Linked DNA regions of Homo sapiens: all the other regions are linked to region 3. The links are chromatin loops, found by intact Hi-C in ENCODE. Cell type or tissue: Calu3. All regions are shown on one strand.

Region 1 (4,000 bases), 420 kb before region 3:
CCAAAAGGTATCTATAGATATTAAAAAACATTACAGAAGATTAAAAAGGGAAAGGGTAGGTTTTATGGTAAAATAATTTAGGGATATACAGAGTAAGCAAAGGTAAGCAGATGTCTTTTCATTACTGCAGAACTTCTCAGCACCTTTAACAAGCTACTGTGAGTTCTAAATATTCAAAAGGAAGTTAACAGTATATGAATGACTCAAATTTATTTGACGAAATGATTATTTTTTCCACTGAGTACCTCCTAAAATAGTGTTTAGAAGACAGCCTATGGAAAACATGGCTTAAAGGATAGAGGATACCATTTTATAACCAGGTAGAAACAAGAAGTAAAAAAGGAGAGATTAAAGAAGCATTAAGGGATACCTGATGGGAGAAGGGCTCAGAAAGTATAAGAAGGGATGTGGCAAAAGTGAACAGGTGGAGGCTAGAAGGGTGCTTCTTCCTCAGCTGTCTGAGAGGCATAAAGAGAGAGGGAGAGAAAAAAGTGTCAGCACATCTACACAGAGCAAAGGGAGTGGAGGAAATTCACAGGGGAAGACTTCATTCTTTTCACAAAAGAAAAGGTTAGATGTGCATAAAGGACAAAGGGCAGGGTTGACTAAGGGAAAGAGAAATATAAAGCCATCAGGGCCTGGGAAGGGGCACCAGGAACAAGGAATAAGTGAAGAAAGGGAGATGGGACAATATCAATTTCAAAAATATGCTTTTATTAACTGTCAAGATTGTAATTATGCATAAGCTTTGACCTAAAATTTCATTTTAATGGCATTTACTCCATATATATATATATACACACACATATACTTGTATAAGTCTGTAGTTACAAGCCCTAGGATGTTTATTAAAACACTGGTTATATAGCAGAAAATTTTTAAAAACATCTACATGTAAATTACTTAAGGATAGTTAATAAATTAGCCCACATTCTTGTATCAGAACAGTAGATAGGCAGACAATAAGAATATACTGACTTGAAAAGATGTCCAAGATATTTTATTAAGTGAAGAAATCAATTTATAGAACAATATGTATAACATGAACCCATGTGAAATAAGACAGTGCGTGTGTGTGTGTGTGTGTGTGTGTGTGCGCGTGCGCACATGCATGCACACAAAAAAATGTCTGGTGGTTGCATGTCTAAGTACATAGTTCTAGGCTATGGTTTTGGCGGAACTCAGGCTGGAAAAAAAGGAGGAATTTTTACCTTTTACTTCATATCCTTCTGTTTGGACATTTTTACAGTAAGCACATACTGCATTTATAGTTGTTACAGTTTGTTCCTTTCTGGATCTGCACTCTTGAGACCCTCCTCCTTCTCCCCTGCAGCACGACTTTGCCTCCCAGCTCCCAAGAATCAAGGGCAGGCTGTACTCTCCTGATGTGACTCAGGCCCTCCTAGACCTCAGGGCCTCATGAAAGACAGAGTTTGCTTAGATTTACTGATAATTTCACTTTGTGACTTCACTTTGTGGCCAGTCCTTTCTGGCTCTCTGATCTTCAGACCACAAAAATGTCATCCAGCTCTAAGTTTGATCCCAATTCTACGCAGACTAGAAAGGGCATGCTGGGACAATGACAAAACATTAATTTTGGGGGCAAACAAGCTTTGTTTCCAATAAATAACATAGAATGAATTCCTGGAACATAAGTGTGTTATGTTCACCATAAATGTGTTACATAAGTGCAGCCTGATCACATAATACTAAAAAATCAGTAAAAATACCGATTTGAAATTATTTTTATAGAAACATGATTTTACCTGAACTTCCCTATTATTTTTTCTATGGACTCAAAATTCTTCTCTTATTTTTATTTTATTTATTTTCAAGGAGAAATTCATTGTCCGATATTCACTTTTCAGAAAATTCAGTCAAAATTTGCTTACAAGCCGTGCAGATGTTTCTTATAACCACTAGGGGTCAGACTACTACGTTAGTAGAAGTCAAACCCAACTTGAAACGTGGTATTAATTGGTTGAGGATCAGGCTGACATTCTCCTGCATAAGAACAGAAGACTGACCATTTAAATTAAACATTTTATAAAGGAGATAATGAGAAAGAATGCATTTGACAAGAGAGACTCAGAAAGTTGAAACTATCATATATATAATAAATATAACATAGTAAAGAAATTTCATCCTTAATAAAAATTTCAATTATTCACTTGCTCATTCTCATTGGCAAGATATTACTCCAGTCTAAGTGGGCTCAGATCAGAGGATTAATCATTGAACTGGGCAAATGTTAAGAGAGCAGAAACAACTAAAATCATGAAACTGTCAACAAAAAAGAAGAAATCCTCATTTATAAAGGATAAACCACATGACTAGCAGAGGATTGAGATGAATGGCAGAAACATTTTTCCAATGGATTTCAGCCATGGTAACAATAAATCTGAGTCATCTCACAGCAATGGGTGTATTCAGGAGTGTGGGCAGAGGGCAGCTCTGGACTGGGCCTCTGTTCCACTCCCAGCTCTGCCACAAATTGACCCTGTGGTCCTGAACACACTCCTTCTCTTCTCCTGATCTCAAAATGTCTTGAGTAAGATTACATGATTTATAAAGAATCTTCAGGCCTTAAAATTAAACAGATTTATCTAACAATATTGTTACATAAAAGGTAAGAAAGTGAGGGGAAAACTTGCCAAGATTTAAGTTTTAACAAAAATTTTACAAATGAGGGTATTCACTCTCAAGATACATTATTACAAATTGTGTTTTTTAAAAATGGAACAAACTGAGATCATAGACCATATTTACTGTCAGACAAAGTAATAAAAAGTCAAAATTTATTTACATTTTTAATGATAGTGTTTTGAAGTAAATACTCTAAGTGTATATGTAAACATATATGCGGGTTATTCCCTGGAATGATAAACAAATTAAAAAGTGGTTACCTGTTGGGGGCGGGGTAGAATTAAATGGATATGGATAGTGTGGCTATAAGAATATAAGGTTTGCTTCTTCATATATTGTTTTGATGTTTTTGTGATTGTATTATATGATGTATTACATTTTTTAAATTTTGAATATATCCATTGCCTATTCAAATTTTTTAAAAATTAATTTTAAACTTTATACATAGGACAAAAATGTGGGCCAATACAAAAATAAACACAACTGAATATGAAAATCCTCCATGATTTGAATGGGGGTTAGAAATGACACAGGGATATTCGTTACTAATATAAGTTGGCAATACAACAGTGATACTGTGTTTTAAATGGCCTGCATCAAAATACCTCAACCAAATTGGTCACATCTTAATGGTTGTATCTAAAGATTTTATTTGGTAGATTTTTCACCTGTGCCCCAAACCCTCACTGAGCTGCTTATACCTCATATGACACCAAATCAGGAGAAGGAAGAAGTTCCTCCCTCCCCCTTTTTTCTTTACATACACACATGCATGCACACACAGGCACACACTGGCTTGTGTGTCAATGAATATTAATATATGCAAATAAACAATGGAGATGGTTACAGGGAAATTGATTCTGCAAATTGCTAACCTAACTCACAGCCTTCTCAATATACAGGTCAAATGTAATTTCTATCAAAATTCCAGCAAGAGAATTTGTAGATGTAGACAAGATTATGGTAAAATGTATATGGAAAGGCAAAGGAACTAGAATAGCTACAACCATTTTGATAAAGAATAAAGCAAGAAGAATTACTCTACTTGATTTCAAATTATATAGCTACAGTAATCAAGGCTACATGGTGATAAAATAGACACATACATTGATGGAGCAGAATGGAGAACCCAAAATAGACCCATACAAATATGTGCAGTTACTTTTTCACAAAGGTGCAAAAACAATTCAATGGAGGAACGATAACTTTTCAACAATGGTGCTGAAACAATTGGACATCCGTAAGCCAAAAAGATGAACGTGGCCCTAAGCTTCAACATCAAATTAAAATTAACTCAAAAAGTATTAGCCTGAGCAACATGGTGAAACCTCATCTCTAAAGAAAAGTACAAAAG
Region 2 (4,000 bases), 670 kb before region 3:
ATTGCTCCATGAAATATGGGCAATTCTATCCTAGTAATCAGTTGCATTTATCACTTAAAGATGAATTTACCTTATTTTTATAAGATTGCTTTGGGATATGGTTGTGGGAATAAAAAGCAAATTCCTCTGCCATTTTGGGTTTATTCTTTATTTCTAAAGGAAGGAAAGAATAAAAAAGAAAGCATACAAATATCAGAGACTTGCAGCCCTATATCCTGGACTGACAGTGCTATTATTCTCTCCTCTGAAACTTTTTCCAGCTCCACTTCTAAACTTGAAGTAAATAGACAGGCCAATGGCCAAGCTGTGGCAGTACCCCTTTCTACTGATTGCACACACCCATTTAACACTTGCTGCACAAAGCTGACACCAAGGAATTTACTCCAGTGTTTCAATTATTTGAAACTCTAGATTCCCAAAATATCTAAGTAACTATTGTTTTGCTTCTTGCTTTTCTTTTCTCCACTCCTCCATGAATCGGGTTATATTGATCAGCAAGCAAAGAAATACATTCATGTATTTATTCAATGAATTAGAAATGCCAAGAGTTCTTCTGGGAGCACTGAAAAACTCTGCGTTTTTGCCTACGCAATGCAATAGTCAGGGTGACAAAAGAATTATAACTTAGATTTGGACACACATTCCAGTCTTCTTAAACTTTTATCCATAACATATTTTGGAGTAGAAAACATTATTTGATAGGGAAGATAGCCTTTTTAATGGGGAAAAATAAAGGGGAAATGAACCCCCATCAGACAATTCTACTCTTCTGCCTAGCTGAAAGTGGTTAAAAATAAATAAAATTTCTTTATTTTCTAATTAACAGCCATAGAGCTGGTCTCGGGAAACTATGCATTAGTAGTCAATAAAAGGGAAAAGGTCCAACATCACCATGCAAAGATGGTAATTAAAAACAGGAGGAAGAAATGCCTGTTATAAATTACACTACACTTGAGGCTATAAAAATCCTCTTTTTAATTAACTGCAAGAAGGAGGCAAACAAACTGAGCTTTTACCATTGGTGACTGAAGTTTGGAGACAAATGATACAATCATTTTTTAACGTGTCATTGGTAAGCCAAATACCAGTAATCACCATCTCGAGGGGTGTGGATCATCCTGAACAAATTTCAAAAAGATTATCATTGAAAATTGTGGAGTCTTCACTGCTTCACTCTAGCTCACCTATCACAGCAGAATCCAGAAATATCTACCGTAAGAACCAGACTTTTCCCAAAGAACAAAGGCATTTGTCCAAACTTCCTATGTGAAAGTCACAACAGAAACATCCAATACTGCAGATATTTAATTGAAACACACCTGCCTGTTTTCTCTGTTGCAGAGAAAGCCATTCATTTTAGAAGTAGTTTGTTAGTCAAGGACTCTAGACTTCAGGGTCTACTGCCAACTTCATTTGTGTTTCTTTCGCGGGGAATGGGGGTTAATTTTTACCTTGGCCACTATTTCACGTGTTGTTAACCATCATATTATCAGAATAATGGTGAAGTCATTATTGATGTATTATTTGGTTTCGTAGGAAAATCCTGCCACATATCTATAGCATGATAATGGTGACATGTGTGACTTCGAACCTCTTTCTGGTCTCTTATCCAAATCTGTGGTTTACTGTGGTCCTGAAGATTGTAAAGCAAACATCAGCACTAGGTTGGGAATTATTTTAATACTATTAAGTAGTATGATTCAGTATGGGGGAAAGAAACTAATCCTCAGGAAGATTAAGGAGCCTGGCTTAACAATTAGTCAAATTAAATGTGTCAAAGTAGAATGAGAGATGGCATTGCACCTCCCATGTTGCTCTTTATTTTCCAGTTTCTCCTCTTAGAGCTTTAAAAAAACGACGATGTAATCACCTGACCAACTTACTTTTCCTAACAAAGGAAAAATAATATGATTTCTAAGCATTTTATTTCTGTTATAGAAAAAAAAACTTTAAAATATAAAGACTAAAGGCAAACTACCGTACTATAAAAGCTGTCAAGTGACTAGATGCATCCCTGGAAAGATGGAGAAAGGGCATTATTTAGGAACGAAGTAAGGACCAAGCCCTCACTTTGTGTCAACACAATTTAGTCCTTATAATATCTGAGTCTATTGCCATATGGCAGCGCGTACTTCTCCCTTTCGCTCATTATCAATCTTCAGCGCCACAGTTATAGAGCAACACAGCTGAAGGTCACATTGAAGGATGATTCTTGAGAATAAGGTGGAGTTCTAGGCAGCGCCTCTAGATGGCACTCTTTCTTATCAGTAGTCAACGCGAAGTTTCATTTCCTATCTTCACAACAATCAAATGACTAAAATTGGTCCTCTTATAATTTGATATAATTGTCCTATGCCATCTTAATAGAAATCTGGATGCTTACATAACACATCAGTCAAAGTTCACCAACGGCAAATTGTGGTCTTGATTTAAGGAAAAAAAAAATCATATATCACCAGAATACTTCATTTTCTGCTGCTGTCCCGATTGAACCCTGCATAGCCAGCATTCTACCATGTGGAAGTGATCCTTTCAGACCTATTCAGTTCTTACAGCTCACGTCAACCCTACCTCCCATGTCACTAAAGTAATAAAAGAAGAGGGAAATCAGCATATCTAGTACCCAGACAGGTTACCTCCTTAAATTTCGTACCACTCAACAAGAGCTAAGTGAGGGTGAAAGTCACCGTATCTGTGGCTAGAAGCAGAAGAAACTGGAGTCAAGTGAAAAGTAGCTGAACTTCTCACCTACAAGACTATCTCTGTAGCTAATGGATTGGTGACCTCAACAATAACACTAGTCTCCCTGCGTCACTGATGGCACCAGGGATGCTTCTGTGAAGCTTAGAACTAACCTTAAAGTTGTTGCGGCACCCTTCACCCCCCTCCCAGACACAGTAGTTCCTGGATGAATGAGAAATGTCCCCTCATGTCCTTTAAATACTGCTGCCTCTCCCCCATAAACACACACAGTTCTCGGGAAACAAGGAATACCTTGTTCATGCTTTGAAGAGGGACACACTTAAGCACTAGTGGCATGGGCACACTTACGATGAGTATGGTAACCAGTAACGAGGAAATGTAGAAGTCTTGAGTGTTGGTTGTAGAGCAGAAAACTGAGGAAGGTTGATGAAATTTCTACCTTTTATGCTTCAAATGAATTTAGTGAACACACTTTAAAATGCCTTAGGGGTCTCCAAGAATTCATAGTTCCGTAGTAACTATAGGTATTTCAGAGAATGACAAAGTAAAAACTTGTGCTCCCCTCAAATTTATTTTATTTCACTTTATCTCATTTTACCTCCTGATCCTAAATGTAGGCATTCTATTTTTCAAATCTGGACTTAACCATGAGGTTTGCAGATAGATCTCCACATGAATAGAGGGCTTTAAAAAATTCAATACAGGTGGACTTTTAAGATTCTTAAGAAAATACACAGGTGACCTCTCAATAACCCTTTGTCCTCAAAGCAAAGACCCTTGTGCTTCTTTGCAATTAAAAATTCTTATAAACATTCACTCCTCACTGAGTTATTTTTCTAGTAGCTTATCTTGTCAAGACATTACACAGTAAAGGTCATAGGTGCCATACATAAAAATTTAGTTATATAAGGAGCATTAAATAATTTAAATGGACTGTTTAACTTACCCTGGAAGTTTTCCACAAAGCCGAAGGTTTTATTTAGTTGTTTAGTCCATCTATAATTCCATTTTTACTCAGAAAACTCATCCTTAGGACTCAGGAGTGGGGGAAAAAAAACTATAGCTGTAGATTTACTCAGAAACATTTTAAGCTTGCCATTTTCCCAAATATTGCTCAAATGTTTAGAGCTCCATAAAACTCAAGCCACATTGGATGAATTCTTTAAACACCACCAAATGTAGTTTTCTAAGAAGAAAGCTGCCAATTTTTTAAGACACAAGATTTGAGCCTCCAGATGGCCCTTTTCGGAAGGGGTGAGTACTAATTGGGTTTGCATGTCCTCGTTTGACTCTTTAG
Region 3 (4,000 bases):
GCCCTCACACAGAGTCCCTACTGGGGCATCGCCTAGTTGAGCTGTGAGAAGAGGGTCACTATCCTCCAGACCCCAGAATGGTAGATCCACAGACAGCTTGCACTGTGTGCCTGGAAAAGCCACAGACACTCAATGCCAGCCCATGAAAGAAACCAGGAGGGAGGCTGTACCCTGCAGAGGCACAGGGATAGAGCTTCCCAAGACCATGGGAACCCACCTCTTGCATGAGCATGACCTGGCTGTGAGACATGGAGTCAAAGGAGATCGTTTTGGAGCTTTAAGATTTGACTGCCCAGCTGGGTTTTGGACTTGCACGGTGCCTGTAGCCCCTTTGTTTTGGCCAATTTCTCCCATTTGGAGTAGCTGTATTTACCCAATGGCTTTATTTACCCAATACCTGTACCCCCATTGTATCTAGGAAGTAACTAACTTGCTTTTGATTTTACAGGTTCATAGAAGGAAGGGACTTGCCTTGTCTTGGATGAGACTTTGGACTATGAATTTTTGATGTAATGCTGAAATGAGTTGAGACTTTGGGGGACTGTTGGGAAGGCATGATTGGTTTTGAAATGTGAGGACATGAGATTTGGGAGGGGCCATGGGTGGAATGATATGGTTTGGCTGTGTCCTCACGCAAATCTCATCTTGAATTCCCATGTGTTGTTGGAGGGACCTGGTGAGAGGTAATTAAATCATGGGGGCAAGTCTTTTATGTGCTGTATAATGTGAATGGGTCTTACAAGAGCTGATGGTTTTAAAAACAAAAGTTTCCCTGCACAAGCTCTTCCCTCTTGCCACCACCACGTAAGAAATGCCTTTCACCTTCCACCATGATTGTGAGGCCTCCCCAGTCATGTAGAACTGTGAGTCCAATAAACTTCTTTCTTTTATAAGTTGCCCAGCCTTGGATATGTCTTTTTCAGCAGAGTGAAAATGGACTAATTAAAAAAGGAAATCTGTATATTTGAAGAGACATCTGTATCCTCATGTTTATTGCAGCTCTATTGACAATAGCCAAGATATAAAGTCAGTTTAGATGTCCAACAACAGATGAATGCCTTTTTAAATGTAGTCTGTATACACAATGGGATATGATTCAGCCATAAAAAAAGAAAGAAATCCTTTCATTTGAGGCAACATGGATGGAACTGGAGGGCATTATGTTAAGTGAAATAAGCCAGAAACAGAAATTTAAACACTACATGTTCTCATTCTTATGTGGAAGCTAAAAAAAGTAGATCTTATAGAAACAAAAAGTTAAACAGAGGATAGTGGAGCCTGGGAAGGATGGGGTAAGGGAGCGACAGGGAGAGATGTGTTAAAGGATATAAAATTACATATAAAGTTACAGCTAGATAGATAGAATAAGTTCCAGTATTCTCTACCACTGTAGCATAACTATACTTAATAATAATATATAGTCTTAAATAGCTAGAGGAATGTTCCCAACACAGAGAAATAATAGGTATTTGAGATGATAGATATGCTATTTGCCCCAATCTGATCACTATACACTATGTGTCTCAAAACATCCCTACATACCACATGAATATGTACAATCATTATATGTCAATTAAAGAATAAAATAAAAACATGTTCAAATAAATAAAATTAATTTGGAAGCCTAGTATCCAGGTTGAGCAAGTAAGTTGAAAACAGTAGGACCATTGAAGATGTGAAGAAGTGATGAATACAAGAATCCTTATAATTAAGTAGGTTATGTGCCTTAAAGAAACTCTGTGTGACTCTGTAGAATAGTAATCACTGAAATGTGTAGTTACCAAAAGCAGTGAAACAAGATGACACATGTTCAGTTTCTCTAGAAACAAACAATTAGTTGTGTGGAAGAAATGAAATAATAGAGTCCAGACTGTCCTGACTGTTTGTTCCTGGGGCAGAGGTTTTCTTCAGGATAGCACGGCAGGGTGCATCTTCCTAATACCTGCTGGGTGAGAAAAAAGTGGAGATTTGTAACCCCCATCAAAGAGAACCTCACCTTCCTACTTATTAGTGCCAGAAATAATTCCTCCAGGGTCATCCTTGGAGGAACAATGGAAAGAGGAGGAGGAATCAAGCCCAGCAATGCCAAGACGTCACTGTTTCAACACACTCACACCTGCCTCTTTTGATGAAATGACACTTCAGGGGGTCAGAGGTGGGCTTATTCTTTCAGCTATGTCCTGAATGAACGCACAGTAGGGAGGCCCTAGTTCTAAACAATTGTGAGCAATTATTGACTGTAATAAAAACAAAACTGCCATCAAAAAAAACTGTTCCTCGTTGCATGCTACCCCTCCTATTCCTTAGAAGTTATTACATGAAATGGACTTGCCAGCCCAGTATGTTGTCACTCTTGCATCTTCACATGACTCTGCCTCGTTGTAATCATCACCACCTTTTTTTTTCTTGAGTCCTTGAAGCAAGAATGGATCAAGGGAATAATTTAATTCTAGCGCCCTCTGCTGGTCCTGTAGAAGGGCAAGATGTCTGAAACTACATCAGTACTTGCCACATTGTTCACTACCGAAAAGCCGTTTTATTATTTTATTAACTCCAGAGACGTCACATTTTGAAATTTTTCTTTCAGAAAAACTCTGTCTATTACGTATTTATTAGTCTACCAGTTTGCATCTATTAAAGTCATAGAAAACTGCCAATCAGAACTTGTGACCAACATGCAGTAACCAAGCTTACTACACAAAGGTTATGTATTTCTAGTTCAACATAAAAATTCATACTTTACCTAGCCTGTAAAATATTGTTGGTAAGTGTGCAATTTCTGTGACTTTTTAACATATTGCACATAACTTAAGGACCTGGTTCCTACACAGAGATCCAGGGACCCCAGGTTTTGAACCATAGAGTCAGAATGTCTATCTCAGTACCTAAACAACAGGCATGTTTCTGACATATTCTTACTTTACTAGTAAGCACTTCTGGATGATCGCTAAATGTTTCTTGTTACTTGCATATAATTCTTCAAATTACTTTGGTGTGTTAACTGGTCATATCGTGGCCTAGGTTTTCAGGTAACAGGTTAGCAACAGCGATGAACAGCAGAGTGGGGGTGGAGATGGTATCTAGGAGGTGGCATACATAGGTACATGATTAGCGATATCTGAAATCCAATTCTCAGTTGCCTTCTTGCCCCATTGCCCTCCAACTGCATTACAGGATGGTCTCACAAACAGAAAGTTGATGTATTCACAGGAGAAAAGAGAGGGAGATGGCACAACATGGTAGACTCAGCAGAGTATGTGAATGGGGCCCGGGGGGAGAAAGGCAGGGGAGTGAGACAGTCAAGAAATAGGGGAGGGATAGCATTAGGAGATATACCTAATGTTAAATGACGAGTTAATGGGTGCAGCACACCAACATGGCACATGTAATATATATGTAACAAACCTGCATGTTGTGTACATGTACCCTAAAACTTAAAGTATAATAAAAACAAAGAAATAGCCAAGGAGGCCTCTGAGGCCAGAGACTCATTGTTCTCACCATGGCGACTGACACAATACCTGAACTCATACTAGGCTCTCAAACATTTGGAAAATTTCTGCAGGTATCATGCTTACTTCTCCTAGAAAAGCTCTTAGCTAGGTACAAAGCTTTACCACTGACACTAATAATCAAGACTGCTAAGATGATAATCAAAAGTAGCTTGTTCAGTGGTAGAATTGAGCTTGCTATGTGGCTGTATTTTGTACAGAAATGGCTGTATGTTTTCGAAAAAGATGAATGTGTCTCAGAGTGATTTTCAATGTGTGATTTTTTTCTTTTAAAGTAAAATTTCATTGCAATATAACATGCAAATGGAAAGGTACACAAAGTGAACACAACTACCTAACCAGAACTCAGATCAAGAAACAGATCATTCCAGCACCCAGAAGACCTCGTTGTGTCTCCTTCCTGTCATTCGCCACAGCCCCATCCCTGCTATCCTAACTTCTATGCCGTAGATGAATTTTGCCTATTTTTATAATATACACACATACAC

The links. A loop is a pair of places that touch in the nucleus more often than their neighbours do. Peaks named below come from ENCODE experiments on the same cell type or tissue, not always from the same donor. Only the 100,000 strongest peaks of a DNase experiment are listed, where the experiment ranks them.
Region 1: a loop joins it to region 3, with 12 times the contacts of the local background. A loop is called at or near these places in 68 of 110 quality-filtered maps.
Region 2: a loop joins it to region 3, with 10 times the contacts of the local background. A loop is called at or near these places in 11 of 110 quality-filtered maps.

Annotation. Positions count from the first base shown.
Region 1 is chr14:25,149,042-25,153,041 of GRCh38, reverse strand. The region is part of intron 2 of LINC02286 (long intergenic non-protein coding RNA 2286); the gene reads left to right. Among named protein-coding and RNA genes, the nearest start is that of LINC02286, 5.2 kb to the left of the region's middle. In Calu3, a CTCF peak has its summit at 1,919 (motif pointing right); no DNase peak of the experiment used is centred here.
Region 2 is chr14:25,399,054-25,403,053 of GRCh38, reverse strand. All of the region lies in intron 2 of LOC112268135 (a long non-coding RNA gene), which reads right to left. Among named protein-coding and RNA genes, the nearest start is that of LINC02286, 240 kb to the right of the region's middle. In Calu3, CTCF peaks have their summits at 2,010 and 2,230 (motif pointing right); a DNase peak (open chromatin) is centred at 2,243.
Region 3 is chr14:24,733,557-24,737,556 of GRCh38, reverse strand. No RefSeq gene overlaps it. Among named protein-coding and RNA genes, the nearest start is that of GZMB, 100 kb to the right of the region's middle. In Calu3, no CTCF peak of the experiment used is centred here; a DNase peak (open chromatin) is centred at 2,436.